2 separate regions of the Homo sapiens genome follow, and region 2 is linked to region 1. The links are chromatin contacts, found by Hi-C or POLR2A ChIA-PET in ENCODE. All regions are on one chromosome and are shown on one strand. Each heading gives the region's core, a stretch centred on a gene start or an enhancer-like site at or near the end of the contact. The rest is flanking DNA. Distances are from core to core; before and after follow the strand shown.

Evidence for each region. Hi-C counts contacts between places; a loop is a spot of excess contacts on that map. ChIA-PET counts read pairs that join two places held with the same protein, here RNA polymerase II (POLR2A). Pooled maps may share reads with other maps.
Region 2: a loop to region 1 is called in a map of CD4-positive, alpha-beta memory T cell, with 3 times the contacts of the local background. The contact joins the promoter of S1PR2 here to the enhancer-like site in region 1. A Hi-C loop is called at or near these places in 2 of 168 maps with a recorded cell type or tissue (CD4-positive, alpha-beta memory T cell and naive thymus-derived CD4-positive, alpha-beta T cell) and 4 of 50 pooled maps. POLR2A ChIA-PET finds 5 or more read pairs at or near these places in 12 of 52 experiments (CD4-positive, alpha-beta T cell, CD4-positive, alpha-beta memory T cell, CD8-positive, alpha-beta memory T cell and 9 more).

The regions. Positions count from the first base shown.
Region 1 is chr19:10,138,383-10,145,604 of GRCh38, forward strand. DNMT1 (DNA methyltransferase 1) reads right to left here. Exons shown (of 41, transcript NM_001130823.3): 29 at 5,384-5,605; 30 at 3,646-3,838; 31 at 2,723-2,807; 32 at 2,399-2,527; 33 at 1,664-1,946; 34 at 1,294-1,435; 35 at 57-223. Among named protein-coding and RNA genes, the nearest start is that of EIF3G, 22 kb to the left of the region's middle. Within about 2 kb of position 4,534, at least 6 of the 41 ENCODE cell types and tissues checked have a DNase peak (open chromatin) inside an H3K27ac peak, as active enhancers do; they include CD4-positive, alpha-beta T cell, where a contact is called at or near this core.
Region 2 is chr19:10,225,483-10,232,737 of GRCh38, forward strand. S1PR2 (sphingosine-1-phosphate receptor 2) reads right to left here and starts at 5,849. Exons shown (of 2, transcript NM_004230.4): 1 at 5,722-5,849. It overlaps MIR4322 (microRNA 4322), which reads left to right and starts at 4,931; the gene lies at 4,931-5,003. RefSeq lists enhancers at 4,344-4,393, 4,474-4,553, 4,493-5,207, 6,354-6,403 and silencers at 4,734-4,783, 5,494-6,153.

The DNA of each region.
Region 1 (7,222 bases), core at 3,284-5,783:
CATGAGCTACTGAGGCCTGCTCGGCAGTGTGTGGAGGAGCGACGGGGGCCACCTACCTGGTTATGTTGCTCACAAACTTCTTGTCATCCACCACCACGCTCAGCTGGCAGGCCCGGGGAGCAAACACGTGCAGTGGCTCCGGGAACAGAGGGAGCTTCTCTCCAGGGGCCGCGGCCAGGATGATGGCCCGCCTCCTAGTCTGGGCCACGCCGTACTGACCGGCCTGTGGGGGAGAAGGACGGACAACCCCACCGTCAGTGGGACACTCCCAACTGGACTGGCCAGACCCAGGCCCAGGGTCAGCAGCCTGAGTCGGGAGTGGCTGGCCAATGCGGAGTGCACTTGCAGAAATCCCCAGTTACCTCAGCAGGCGTGCTCCTGGTCAGAGGAGTTTGGAGCAGATAAAGAACAAAAGCAGCTGAGCCCAGGGGACAGCCACTGGGGAAGGTGGGAGCAAACCCTGCGGGGAAGTCCGGCCAGCTCTGAAAGCACTGCAAGGGCCCCAAGGTCTTAGCACTCGGGGAGAACACTGGAGACCAGGAGCCCTGTCGCTTCCCTGATGGCTGTGGTCACAAGGACAGAGAACGTGGCTGCAACAAGTCTTGTCTGGTGAGCCTGAGTCGCCCTGAGGCTGAGCTAGGGGACCGGGTAGCCAAGTGCTTGCCCACTTAGGCAGACATCCTGTGCTAGCATCTGGATAGCTGTTTCATTTTTAATTATGCCCTCAATTGCTGAGCTGATACAGAGAGGATGGGGGATGCTTTTCAGATAAGGCCTGGGCCCCACAGACTATGTCCATCCCTGTCCCTGCAGACACAGCCACCTGGAGTGCAACCCTCGGCCATCTGTGGGGGTTTGTGTGCGCAGTTACCCAGAGCAAAACTGTCTTTTAAACCAATCGAACAGCTGCCGCCTACACATGGCTCTGCGCACCTCACTTCCCCTCCCGCTCTGTGCAGACTCAGCCATTCCACAGTGCTCCATGGTGGGCTGCTCACCCTTCCCCATCGAGGGAAAGGAGCCAGGAGCTGCATGGCGAGAAGCCCATTGTAGCCAGCCCTCCCAGGCATGTTCGAGAACACAGCTCAAGAGACACTAGCGGTGGACTTGCTGGGGGCCGGCTGAGCACGCATCTCCCCTGACTCCGCCAGTGGGACAGAGCACCATGCCAGCCTCTGCTGCCTGGATGGCAGGCCTATGCCATTGAACCCTGCCTTCAGTAAGGGATGGCTGGCTGCTGGCCGGGTCACGTGCTGGCCACATCTGTCTGCCCGCCCCAGCCCCAGGGCCCACCTGCAGCACGCCGAAGGTGCACTGATAGCCCATGCGGACCAGGCAGCGGAGGGTGAGCTTCAGGACCATGGAGCGCTTGAAGGAGACAAAGTTCCTGACATTCTCCAGGAGGAAGAACCGGGGCCGGTAGTAGTCGCAGTAGCTGTAGGGGGCAGGAGAGACTGCAGGAGTCACCTCCACAGACAGAGGGAAGAAACGACCCACTGTGCCGGAAGCCCCTCACGAATGTTATCAAAGTCTCTCCCTGGTGAGAGCTGAGCTGTGAGCTTCCGGGGGGCAGAGGCCTCAGTGCAGGGCGAAAATGACCACTGCTGACATGCGGCACAGCCCCGGGCCGTCTGGCAACACTGGGGGGCTTCTACCCGTTTACCTGAGGAAGGAAACCACCAGAGAGTTTTTGAACTTGGAGTAGGTGCGCGAATTGAAGCGGTTCATGCCGCTGAAGCCCTGGCAGGGCGGCCCGCCGCACAGCATCTCCACGTCTCCCTTCTGGGGCAGCCGCTGGCCGCGGGAGTTGGTGGTCTCCCCAGCCATGACCAGCTTCAGCAGGATGTTGCAGTCCTCTGTGAACACTGTGGAGCCGGGGTTGTTCAGCCGGAACGCCTGGGCCGCAGGGTCCCACATCTCGATGGCCCACAGCGTGTCAGAGATGCCTGGCAGATCAAGCACGAAGCCATGCTTTCAACTCTCCAGAAGATTTTTTTTTTTTTTTGAGATGGAGTCTCGCTCTGTCACCCAGGCTGGAGTGCAGTGGTGTGATCTTGGCTCACTGCAAGCTCTGCCTCCCAGGTTCAAGCGATTCTCCCACCTCAGCCTCCTGAGTAGCTGGGACTACAGGCACACACCACCACGCCCAGCTAATTTTTGTATTCTTATTAGAGACGGGGTTTCACCATGTTGGCCAGGATGGTCTCAAACTCCTGACCTCATGATCCACCCACCTCGGCCTCCCAAAGTGCTGGGATTACAGGCGTGCGCCACCGTGCCTGGCCTCGGAAGGAGATTCTTGAGTCAGGAAGGTGACCGGGGTTGGAAGTCGTTTCAGGTAGCACCTGCCCGGTCTGGGCTCACCAGGTATTCAGAGATGGAGCCTACGGGCGCTCACCTGCTTGGTGGAATCCCTCCGACAACCCCCCGCAGCCAGAAAACACATCCAGGGTCCGCAGCTTGGGCAGCTTGATCTCTATCTCTGGCTCGCTCGGCTCACAGGCTTGGGACTTGGGCTTGCCCTTCCCTGGGGGAGAGAGGCCAGAGGCTAAACCCGATCCTCAGAGTCCAAGTCCACCTTGCTCTCAAGCGCCTTGTTAACTCAGGCGGCCTCGCTGTCCCAGAGTCAGTAACACCAGAGGTGGTTTTACACTGAGGGATTCACAGGCAGCCTCCAAGTTACAGAAGAATAACTTGAAAAGAAACTCATACAATGACGTACCTTTTCCCTTGCCCTTCCCTTTGTTTCCAGGGCTACGGGCATGGTTGGGAGGATCTTCAAAGCTTTTGCTCTTTGCATTATAGGCCTGAAAAGGAGAGAACTGCAATCGTTTGGGAGAGAAACGCACTGTCCCCTCTCTAACGCAGACTAGTAAGAAGGCAATTTGATAGTCACTTAATTTCTCCCTCAGTGGGGCCATGACCAATTAGCCACCAATAAGAGTAGTTTGACTTTGCTACAATAGAAACTTAAAACAATCCATTTTATTAATACTAACATTTGATCTGGCTGACACTGAAATGCCTATTACAAGCACTTGAGAGTACCTTCTAGAACAGGAAAAAGTGCTATGCAGAATCTGCTGTCCAATTGGGCTACCTCATCCATGCCTGGGAGAACGTGGATGTATCGTTTTAAGGTAACAACACGGAAAGGCCAAGCCCCAACAATTTACAAGTCATGAGCTTGATCAGCTGACTCGTGGGCCCTCTCCATAACGAGGGCCACCCGCACAGGCATGTGGGCTGGGCCTGGACGTAGGCGCCTGGCCCAAGGGACCCAGGAGCAGGGGCACCTTCTCCAACTCATACTAAGACACCAGTCAGGCTGGTGGAAGCTGCCTCATGGTCCTCAACGTTCAGTTGCACCAAGACACTAAAACGTTAGGTTCTCTAATGACGTACTTTTTAAAAACCAGGAGTGTTAAACTCCGGGACCACTTGAATCTCATACAACTTGTGCTCTGGAGAACCCTGCTCAGACCCCCGTAAAGCTCCTGCAGAACAGCTTCACGTCAGCCAACCACCCACTTCTTACAAAAGCTGAAACCCTGCAGCCAAGCCGCCTTGTGTATAACCCGACATCAGACTCCTTCTGGCCAACTTTGACCCCGAAGCCTTCCCTCTAGCAAGCAGGGGCACCACCTCGAGGAAGTAGAAGCGGTTGGGGCCGCCCATGGAGTACACCTGGACGCACTCGGGCAGGTCCTCCCCATACTCCACGGTGCAGCGGCCCTGCACAGCCTTGAAGTCCACCACGGCCTCCTCGTCGCTCCAGTAGAGCAGGTTGATGTCTGCGTGGTAGCTCGCTGGAGTGGACTTGTGGGTGTTCTCAGGCCTGCGAGCGGGAGAGGCCTCGTTAGGAGCTCTCCTTTGTGGTGAGCTTATGCTGAATTAAACAGTACCATGTTCCTGGGGTGCTCAGGGAACTGCAGGGTAAAGACCCCCTAGTTCGAGAACCGCAGGGTAAAGACCCCCTCAGTTAGGGAACTGCAGGGTAAAGATATCTCCTCCCCACACTGGGGAACTGCAAGGTAGACTCCCCCCCATTTAGGGAACTGCAGGGTAAAGACCCCCCCTAGTTAGGGAACCACAGGGTAAAGATCCCCCAAGTTAGGGAATCGCAGGGTAAAGACCCCTCCCAGTAAGGGAATCACAGGGTAAAGATATCCCCTCCTCACATTAGGGAACTGCAAGGTAGATTCCCCCACAATTAGGGAACCGCCAGGTAATGACCCCCGACCCAGTTGGGAACCGCAGGGTAAAGACCCCCCAGTTATGGAACCGCAGGGTAAAGACCTCCCCAGTTAGGGAGTCATAGGGTAAAGACCCCCCTACTTAGGGAACCGCAGGTAAAGATAACCCCTCCCCAAATGAGGGAACTGCAAGGTAGATTCGCCCCCAATTAGGGAACCACAGGGTAGAGACCCCCCAACCATTAGGTCAGCTTGGCTGCTTGCTCTGCACGCCTGGCCCTGCCCTGCTGTGTCCGCCTGCCGGTAGCAGCCTCTCGAGTGTGTTTCTCTCACCTGTACCACTCACAGCCCTTGTTTTATTTCCTGTTATTACAAAGGCTTCAGGAAATCTTTGATCTATGTTAGCTAAGAGGTGAGGCAAGTGTATAGCTTCCTGTACAGGCTAGTTTCAGGTTAATGCCTAATCACCGCAAGTTACTCGGGTCTTAGAAAAAGAAAACGTAATAGGCCAAAAGCTTAGGAAAGAGAAAAAATCCCAGAGACAGAAAGGAGGACCTGGGAAGAGGTGGGGACAGCGGGACAGAACCTGGACAGTCATAGATGGAGCTTGGGAGGTTCTCTGGGGGTGCCCAGGCACTCTACCCGTTTTTTCTTTTGAGACGGGGTCTGGCTGTCACCCAGGCCGGAGTGCAGTGGTGGGATCATGGCTCACTACAGCCTCAAATTCCTGGGTTTCAGTGATCCCTTCAGCCTCAGCCTCCCAAGTAGCTGGGATTACAGGCGTGTGCCACCACGCCCAGCTAGTCTTTTTTTTTTTTTTTTTTTGGTAGGGCCGGGGTCTCACTACGTTTCCTCAAGCTGGTCTTGAACTCCTAGACTCAAGTGATCTTCCTGCCTCAGCCTCCCAAAGTGCTAGGATTAGAGGCGTGAGCTACAGTGCCCAGCCAGCTTAAGGATTTCTTTTGGAAAAAGGGCTCTGCAACATTAAAATAAGGACCTAAAAGTGAGGGCTGGGAACTAGAATTCTAGTCATTATCAGTGCCCACCGATAATCAGAAACACTTGGAAAAACAGCTACTTCAACCTAACTCTTAGAACAACTGTGGGTGCTATGCCACAACCTTGTTTCAGGCAGAGCCTTCTAGAAGAGTCTGTGGCCTCGTGGAAGAACAGAGGCCTCTGCTGACCTGTAGAACTTGTTGACCCGGATTTTGATGTCAGTCTCATTGGGCCTGCCGTTGCTCTTCTTGGGACAGAAGATCTCTTTGATCCGGCCAATTCGGTAGGGCTCAGGGGCATCCAGGTTGCTGCCTTTGATGTAGTCGGAGTATTTCCGGTAGTGCTCTGGGTACAGGTCCTCATCCACGGGCTCCTTCCGTGGGCGTTTCACGGGACTGGACAGCTTGATGCTGCAGAGAAGCACCCACTTGACATCAATGAACCTTCCACCTTGCAGTGGTCAGTCAGGCATGACTGACCAGTGAAAATAACCATTTAAAGTCAAGCACCTGATGAATTAAGGTAGGTGTGTACCCTAAGAAATGATTTAGGCTGGGCATTGTGGCTCACGCCTGTAATCCCAGCACTTTGGGAGACCAAGGCAGGTGGACCACAAGGTCAGAAGTTCGAGACCACCCTGGCCAACACGGTAAAACCCTGTCTCTACTAAAAATACAAAAATTAGCCGGGTGTGGTGGTACATGCCTATAATTCCAGCTACTTGGGAGGCTGAGGCAGGAGAATTGCTTGAACCCAGGAGGCAGAGGTTGCAGTGAGCTGAGATTGTGCCACTGCACTCCAGCCTGTGTGACAGAGCAAGACTCCATCTCACAGAAAAAAAAAAAAAAGATTTAGCTGCAGATTTAGTCTCACAGTTTGAAGCACGCATTCACCCTCTGCGCATTACTGGCTACGGTGGTGGCTGACACTGCTCAAATACCCCAGGCTCCTGCCTCCCGACTACTTGGCATCTTGTGTTTCCTGGCATGTGACGTGGGCAGAAGTGACCAAAGAGGATGTCACTGCCTGGGGAATGTCCTGTGTGCTTTCCCTTGGGCTCAAACACTGGCAACTTCTGACTCCAGCGGCCCAGATATCCAAGGGACACAACAGGTGGAGTCCTCTGCTGACCTGTGATGGGCACCTCGTATGAGCGAGACAGCGGCTACCGTGGTTTTTGTTGAGAGAGTTTCACTCTGTCACCCAGGTTAGAGTGCAGTGGCACAATCTCGGCTCACTGCAACTCCTCCTCCCAGGTTCAAGCGATTCTCGTGCCTCGGCCTCCCAAGTAGCTGGGATTACAGGTGCCCACCACCACACCCAGCTAACCCTGGCTAATTTATTTTTAGTAGAGACAGGTATGTCGGCCAGGCTGGTCTTGGTCTTGAACTCCTGACAGGCATGAGCCACCGCACCCAGTCCAGCTTCTGTGGTTTTAAGTCACTGTGATTTGGGGTTGTTGCTATGATACAACCTACGCTACCCTGACTAAGGCTCTGATCTAGAAGCGACACTGGAGGCCAATGTAAGGCGCCACAGGGCCTGGGACAATGGGAGTGTGGTCTGACTAGTGTGGAAAAGCTGTTCTTTGAAGAAGGCCTGCCGTTAGGGAAGTCAGCTGTCACGTTCTCCCCACTAGGCCCCCCAGGAGTCTGACGGGCCCCAAAGGCGTCTCTGTGCTGACTCTCCCACTTTGCCAGGAGCAACTGGCAGAAAACACTACGGGGAGGTGTCCCCTTCCCACCAAGGACAACCAGAGGGGGTAACGCGCCCCAACTGTGCCAAGGCTGGAGGGAACCTGCTTCTCCAGTTCTCATAATTCACAGTAACTGAACTAAGGCAAGGGAGCTGGGGCTCTAAGGAAATGGAATTGTGAGCCGGGAAGGCATCTGGAAAACGTTGGCTGTAATTCCAACCACACGCTGATTCTTAGAAAAAACACAGAATGGATCAGTGTGGAAACGATCTGTGGCTTTAGGTTTTTCCTGGAAGAGCCTCGATCCTCTGACACAGAGAAGTCATCTGAT
Region 2 (7,255 bases), core at 4,599-7,098, 88 kb after region 1:
TCCTCCTGGGTTCAAGTGATTCTCCTGCCTCAGCTTCCTGAGTAGCTGGGATTACGGGCACCTGCCACCAGGCCCAGCTAATTTTTTTTTTATTTTTAGTAGAGACAGGGTTTCACCATGTTGGCCAGCATGGTCTCGAACTTCTGACCTCATGATCCGCCTGCCTCGGCCTCTCAAAGCGCTGGGATTACCAGTGTGAGCCACCGGGCCCAGCCGCCTGGCTAGTTTTTTTGTTTTTTAGAGATTGGGTCTCACTGTGTTGTCCAGGCTGGTCCTGAACTCCTGGCTTCAAGCAATTCTCCTCGGCCTCTCAAAGCAATGAGATTACAGGTATGAACCATGACATCTTGCCTCTTTTAATTTTCATTATTATTTTCTAGAGATAGGGTCTTGCTCTGTCACCCAGGCTGGAGTGCAGTGGCATGATCATAGCTCACAGTTGTCTCTACTCCTGGGCTCAAGTGATCCTCCTGCCTCAGTCTCCTGAGTAGCTACACGCTTTCAAAGGGAAAGAAGCTCCCCCAAATGGCATGAAAAATATAATGTGGACTTCCAGAAACCTTGCCCACCTACCCAGAGAGCAAGCCCTAGGCAGGTCCTGGAGGGTTTGTCTCTTTTCTGGAACACACAGGCGCCTGCGCCCTCATGCTGACCTGGGTCAGGGAGAGTCTCACCACTGATAGCTCCGTGCCCTGCTCATTCATTACCACCCACTAACGCTGGATTTCAGGCTGGGTCTAAGCCTTGAGGCCACGGGTGCTCCCAAGATAAGGTCTTGGGGAGACACCAGGGCGGCCCTGAGATTCAAACATCCCAGAGGTCACACCATCTTCAAGGACACAGACCTTGAAGGCAATCCAGAATTTGCTCCCATTCCACCTCTGAAACACTGGGCAAGTCCCTAGACGCTGTCTCAGCCTGAACCTCCTTATCTGTGCAATAGAGAGAAGAAAGCCCACTTCATGGGGGTGATGGGAAAATCCTTTTAAATGACGCATGAGGCACGTTTAGCTCATAGTAAGCACTCAACAAATACTGCCAAATGTTATTAGCTCCCCTCTTTCCTCCAGTCCTTTGGGAAGGGAAGGGATGTAAGCCAACCAGACGAGATCTCCAACAGCCTGTTCTCATCAGCACCATCTAGCTCTGCCCTGGGACAGAAGGTCCTGCCGGGATGGGCAGGGCGCTGGCACCCCCTCCCCAGCCAGGATGAAATCCAGATGTGAGGCCCCTGGAACAAACAGGGTGGAGTCCTCACTCTGCAGTCACATCCGGTGTGAGGAAGGCGGGATGTAGGGGGAGTCAGGATGGGAGAGACCCCATCTGGGAGGTCCTGGCTGGGAGGATGGGGCAGCTTTGCTGAAGTCATGTGAGCCGTGAAGGGGTGTGCAGCCCCGCCGGGAGGGGGTAAGGCATTTGTTCCATGAAAACCTGAGTCACCCCCCCAACCCCCTCCCATCCCTCCCCTCCACCCTCTTCCATCCCTCCCTCTACCCCCTCCCATCCCCCCCCATCGCCACCCACCAAGGAAAACTGAGCCGTGGTGGGAGGGGGCGGGGAGAGGCGCTCCTCGGCAGAGAGGATGAGAGGCAGACACCATGGCCTTCCCCCAGCTTGGGGGTAGGGTTAGGGGTTGTCAGAGGCGCCAGTGCAGTGTATGCCTTTCATGAAGGGAGAGGAAGTTCCAGCCTTAGCTAAATGGGAGGGAGGGGGGAGAGTAGGGGGAGTCCTCCTCAGGTCCCTAGAAACACGTCTGGCAAGGACTGTGTGCACCGTTCCAGAAAAGTCTGGTTAGGCCAGTTCTCCTGAGCCCAGGAGTGATGGAGGTTTCCGGAGTCACCCAGCCATCTCAGTCCCTGGCCGCCCCCTCCAAGGGGCATCCTGGCCCCTGGCTGGATAGAGGCAGCTGCTCCCCCAGGGCGGAGGGACATCCGTCCTAGTTTGGGAACAGACAAGGGCTTGTGCACGTCCCCGGGGACTGCTGCCCCTCCCAGATAGCCACACAGAGGCCCCTTGTTCCCTTGCTGGACGCAGCCCCGGGCATCTTGATGCCCTCTGCACGCTGCAGCCAGTCCCAGGCAGGCTTGGGCCCAGGCTGCGGCTGGATCAGACACAGCTGATGGGCCGGAAACAGCCCATGCTCTGATTGGCTCATTTTCAATCCAAGGGCACTGAGCAATTTGCCTATTGGCCCGGGCTTTCCATCTTCTGCCTCTGATTGGTCCAGTTGGGGGCGCTCTACGGCCAGCCCTACCGATGGGGTCCTTTATAGGCGACGGGAGCTCAGGCTTTCTGAGGATAGAGTTAATGCTATGTGGACGTCCCTAGGGGGAGTTTGAACCGCAGCCTGACCTCTGGGTCACCCCGACCAGACACCCCCAGGCTGCCCTGGCCTGCTGGGCCCCTCCTGGGGTTCATAAGTGAGAATCAAGGTCCCTTTCCAGGCCTGGGGAGCACGCTGTGCAGTGCAGCCGCCCCCTCTGCTGCTCACCAAGAGATTTGCTGTGGCTTCCTGGATAAATAAGAAATGTGTTTAGGCCGGGCGCAGTGGCTCATGCCTGTAATCCCAGCACTCTGGGAAGCCGAGGCGGGCCTATCACCTGAGATCATGAGTTCAAGACCAGCCTGGCCAACATGGTAAAACCCCCCTCTACTCAAAAAAAAAAAAAAAAAAAAAAAATTAGCCGGGCATGGTGGTGTGCGCCTGTGATCCCAGCTACTTGGGAGACTGAAGCAGGAGAATCGCTTGAACCCGGGAGGCAGAGGTTGCAGTGAGCCAAGATCGCAGCCATTGCACTCCAGCCTGGGTGACAGAGCGAGACTGTCTCAAAACAAAACAAAACAAAACAAAACAAAATGAAATGTGTTCAGCCCTTGCACCCCAGGGACTAACTAAGCAGTCTGTCTTTTTCCCTGAGAGGAAGACTGGGGGTGCTGCACTCTCACCTTCTGCAGCCCGGGGAGGCTAAGGCATTCACAGAGGGAGAAGCAGCTCTCCTAGAGAAGGGGAAACTGAGGCCCACATTCTATCCAAGACTCATCTTAACCACTAGGACTTTACTGAGGCAAGCACTTGGGCGGTTGACGCCTCCCAGAAAGAGGAAGCAGGGCACTGAGGTTGGAGCTGGCAGAAGAGTCACCCCCTAGGTGGATGGCGTGGCCTAGCCCATGTCCCCTCCCTGTGTAAGGTTACCAGGTTTTGAGAAGGACACAGAGCCTGTCTCCCGGTCACCTTCACCAAGTCTGCCCTGACTCCCTCTCAGAAGCTCAGAAAGAGGCCACTGGGCTCACATAGAATGTCCAGGCCTGAAATGGAACAGGAGGGACAAGTGATGGGGTTTGGAAGGAAGGGAAGAGAGATAGACTCAGACGACTGTTTGTCTGGAGATTAGGAGAGGGGAAGGATGGAGGAAGCCTCAGTGGCTTCCAAGGTCCTCTCCACCCACTCCCAGTTCCAGAAAGGCAGGCCCTGTGGTTACAGTTCCCCCTGGTCACCCATGGAGCCCGTGGTAGCCACCCTACCTTTTGGTTTCTCTGTGGTTGTCAGGACCCCCTACCCTGCCATTCTCTACCAAGCAGCCAGGGGGAGCTTTTAAACTTGTAACTCCATGTCACTCCCCAACTCCAAATTCTTCCATGGCTCCCTATAGCCCAAGTAGGATGGCCCCTGCCGATGAAGCCTCCTCCCACTCTTCCCCCAGGGCCATTCCACTCCAACCACACTAAACCTCCTCCATGCTACCCCTACCCCTACCTCCAAGCCTTTACCCCTGCTGTTCTTCTTGGGGCACACTCTTTTTCTCAAAAAAAAAATTTTTTTTTTTTGAGACAGAGTCTCACTCTGTTGCCCAGGCTAGAGTGCAGTGGTGTGATCTCGGCTCACCACAACCTCTGCCTCCTGAGTTCAAGCGATTCTCCTGCCTCAGCCTCCTGAGTAGCTGGGATTATAGGTGCCTACCACCACACCTGGCTAATTTTTGTATTTTTAGTAGAGATGGGGTTTCACCATGTTGGCCAGGCTGGTCTGGAACTCCTGACTTCAGGTGATTCACCTGCCTAAGCCTAGGAAAGTGCTGGGATTACAGGCGTGAGCCACCACGCCTGGCCTTTCCTCAAATCTTTGAATGACTGTCTCCCCATCTTTCAGAAAGGCAGGCCCTGTGGTTACAGTTCCCCCTGGTCACCCATGGAGCCCGTGGTAGCCACCCTACCTTATAGAAAGTGACCTTTCTATTTAAAGGTCACTTCCTCAGAGGGGACTCCCCTGACCCCCAGTCTACAATAGCAGCCATCTCCAAGCCTTTTCTAATCACAGAATCTCGTTTTATTATCTGCACAGCGCTTGCCACTATGGGAAACTATCATGATATCTTTCCTTTTCTGTCTGGCTTCCACCTAGACAGTCAATGCCTAAGGCCAGGGAGCAAGTCAGTTATCAGCCCCTACAGGGATGCCTGGCACAAATAAAACACTCAGAAAACGTGTGGAATGGGCAAATGAATGAATGAATGAATGAACCAATGAACAAAGGAGACCCTAGTGGGTTCCCAAGGGTGGAAACTCCTAAGCTCAGCCCAGACCCAAACAGCAACAAAGGAGCCTGGAGACACCTCTGGTCCGCGGGCAGCGCCCCCATCGCCCACCATCAACCAGGCAAAGCCCAGCGTGTCTCCATGGAGATGGCAGCAGGACCCGACCCCGTGCTGGCCCGCACTCTCGGCCTCCTTATCTGGTTTAGGAATGCGCGGTATCCACGCTCGCTCGCGCGGGAGCCACGCCTCCTCTCCCCCCCGCCCCCGAGACCGCCACACGCGCGGGGCCCCCACGTCTCCAAGCGGCACTGGAAGGATTCCTCTCCGTCCCGCCAGGGGTCCCGCCTCGAGATTCTGGGAAGACTGGGGGTGGGGGACCAGATCGCAGCAGCAGCTGCACCGCGAGTTCCGCGCCTGGCCGTGTCGCCCCACGAGGGGGACTGTGGGCTCAGCGCGTGGGGCCCGGAGCATCTGACAAGGACAGAGACAGAGGAGGGGGTGGAAATCCCCGGGTGAGTCAACCCGTGCCTGAGAAGGGGGCGAGTTCCGACGCTCCGCCCGGCTCGGGGCCACGCGAGGTCCGCGCCACGCGCGCCTTCACCCACGACCCATCCCTGAGCCGGAGTTGAAAGAGGAGGCGTCTGAGCCACGCAGTCACTTTCTCTTTCCTTACAAAACAAAGCCACGCCCCCCGCCGGGGGACCGGAGGAGGCAAACAACTTGGGGAAACCGAGGCAGAAAGCCCGACGTCCGACCGCCCTCCCCGTGGGTGCCGCCCCTTGGCTTGGAGGCTCCACGGCGCGCACATCCTTTTGCCCTCGCTCAGCCGGAGTCAGCCAGGAGGGGTGTTGCCCCCCCCCAAACACACTCCCCAAGACCCCGGTCCCCGAGCACGGCGTCCTGCCTCCCAAAGACTCCAGTCGAAAGCGCTCGGATTCAGCCTTCTCCCCGGCGCCAACTTCCTGCCGCTGAGAAAGGCGGGGAGCACAGTCTGCGGGTTCGCGGCCGAGGCAGTGGGGGCCGCCCGGATTCTTGGAGAGGGCGCACTGTGACCACCCGCTCCGTGCAGCAGGAACCCAGGCGGCGCGTGCGCGCCCCAGCCCCCCGATTGGGGCCCCTCAGCTCGGATCCCGAGACCTCAGGGGACCAGGCCCGCCTTTTCTGCCTCCTTGTCGCCACGCGCGCTCACCTGGCTAGGCCGGCCCGGCTCCCGGCCCTGGCCGGAGGGGCCTTGGCGTCTGCGTCCCCAGGGCGGCCGCGGCTGGGGCTGGGGTTGCCAGCCGGGCTCGGCTAAGTCCCGGGGCTGGGACGAGGGACAGAGGGGGGGGCGGAGAGCCGCCGCCTCTGCCCCCCGCTCGCCCCGCCCTCCTCTCCTCCCCTTTCCGGCGGCGGCTGCAATGAATTCCAGATGTGACCGGCCGGCTGGCCGGGGCGCACGCGGGGGCCGACAGGAGCTGCACGGAGGGCCCTTTGTCCGCCCCCCCCACCCGATCTCTCACTCTGCCCCTCCCAGCCCCCACCCGTGAGAACCGGCCGGCGCGAAACGTCACGCAGCCTGGTGACGTCACAGTACTCCTGGCCAGGTGGCCTCAACCTGAAACAACTGTCTTCAACCCCAGGTTACCTCTGGGCTTACCCCTGGGACCCTGGACTTGGAAGAAAACACGAGGTCACATTTATTGACTCAACAAAGAGCCTTGGAAGTACCTACTAGGTGTCAACGCAGCAAATAGGCATTAAGTGCCTACTGTGTGTCCACCCAACAAATAAATTCCTACTAAGTGCGATGTCCTGTCCCAAAGACAAAATTGATCTCTTTTTTTTTTTCTTTTTTTGAGACATGGTCTTGCTCTGTCATCCAGGCCAGAGTGTGGTGGCTCAATCATAGCTCACGGGAGCCTCAGCCTCCTGCCTCAGCCTCCAGAGTAGCTGGGACTACAGGTGCGCCATCATGCCTGGCTAATTTTTTGCAGTTTTTTGTAGAGATGGGGTCTCGCTGTGTTGCCCAGGCTGGTCTTGAACTGCTGCATTCAAGCAATCCTACTGCCTCAGCCTCCCAAAGTGCTGGAATGACAGGCGTGAGCCACTGTGCCTGACCAGTCTCTCCCTTGATAGGACCTCCAGAATTCAGGTGCTGCCCTGTTTCCCTTGGGGGACTGGGGACACTCCACACTCTTTCCTGCCTCTGTAGATCACTGTCCCCTCTGGCGGGGCCCAGTTTGTGCCTGCCTTCCAGCGTCGGGCCCAGTCTTCTATCCAGATTTCCAATTTTCACTAATTCCTGGGCATTTCTGTGTGCCTGCCTGCGGAAATGATGGACACTACACCTTCATCGAATGATGTGTGTGTGTGTGTGTGTGTGTGTGTGTGTGTGTGTGTGTGTAACCAGCAGTTCGACAACAGGATAGGAAAGCCCCTCATTCCAGCAACAAAATTTTTTTGTTTGAGACAGAGTCTTCCTTTATCTCCCAGGCTGGGGTGCAGTGGTGCCATCTCAGCTCACTGCAACCTCTGCCTCCCAGGTTCAAGCTATTCCTGTGCCTCAGCTTCACAAGTAGCTGGAAATACAGGCGCGTGCCACCACGCCTGGCTGATTTTTTTGTATTTTTAGTAAAGACAGGGTTTCACCATGTTGGCCAGGCTGGTCTCGAACTCGTGACCTCAAGTGATCCGCCTGCCTCGGCCTCCCCAAGTGCTGGGATTACAAATGTAAACCACAGCAC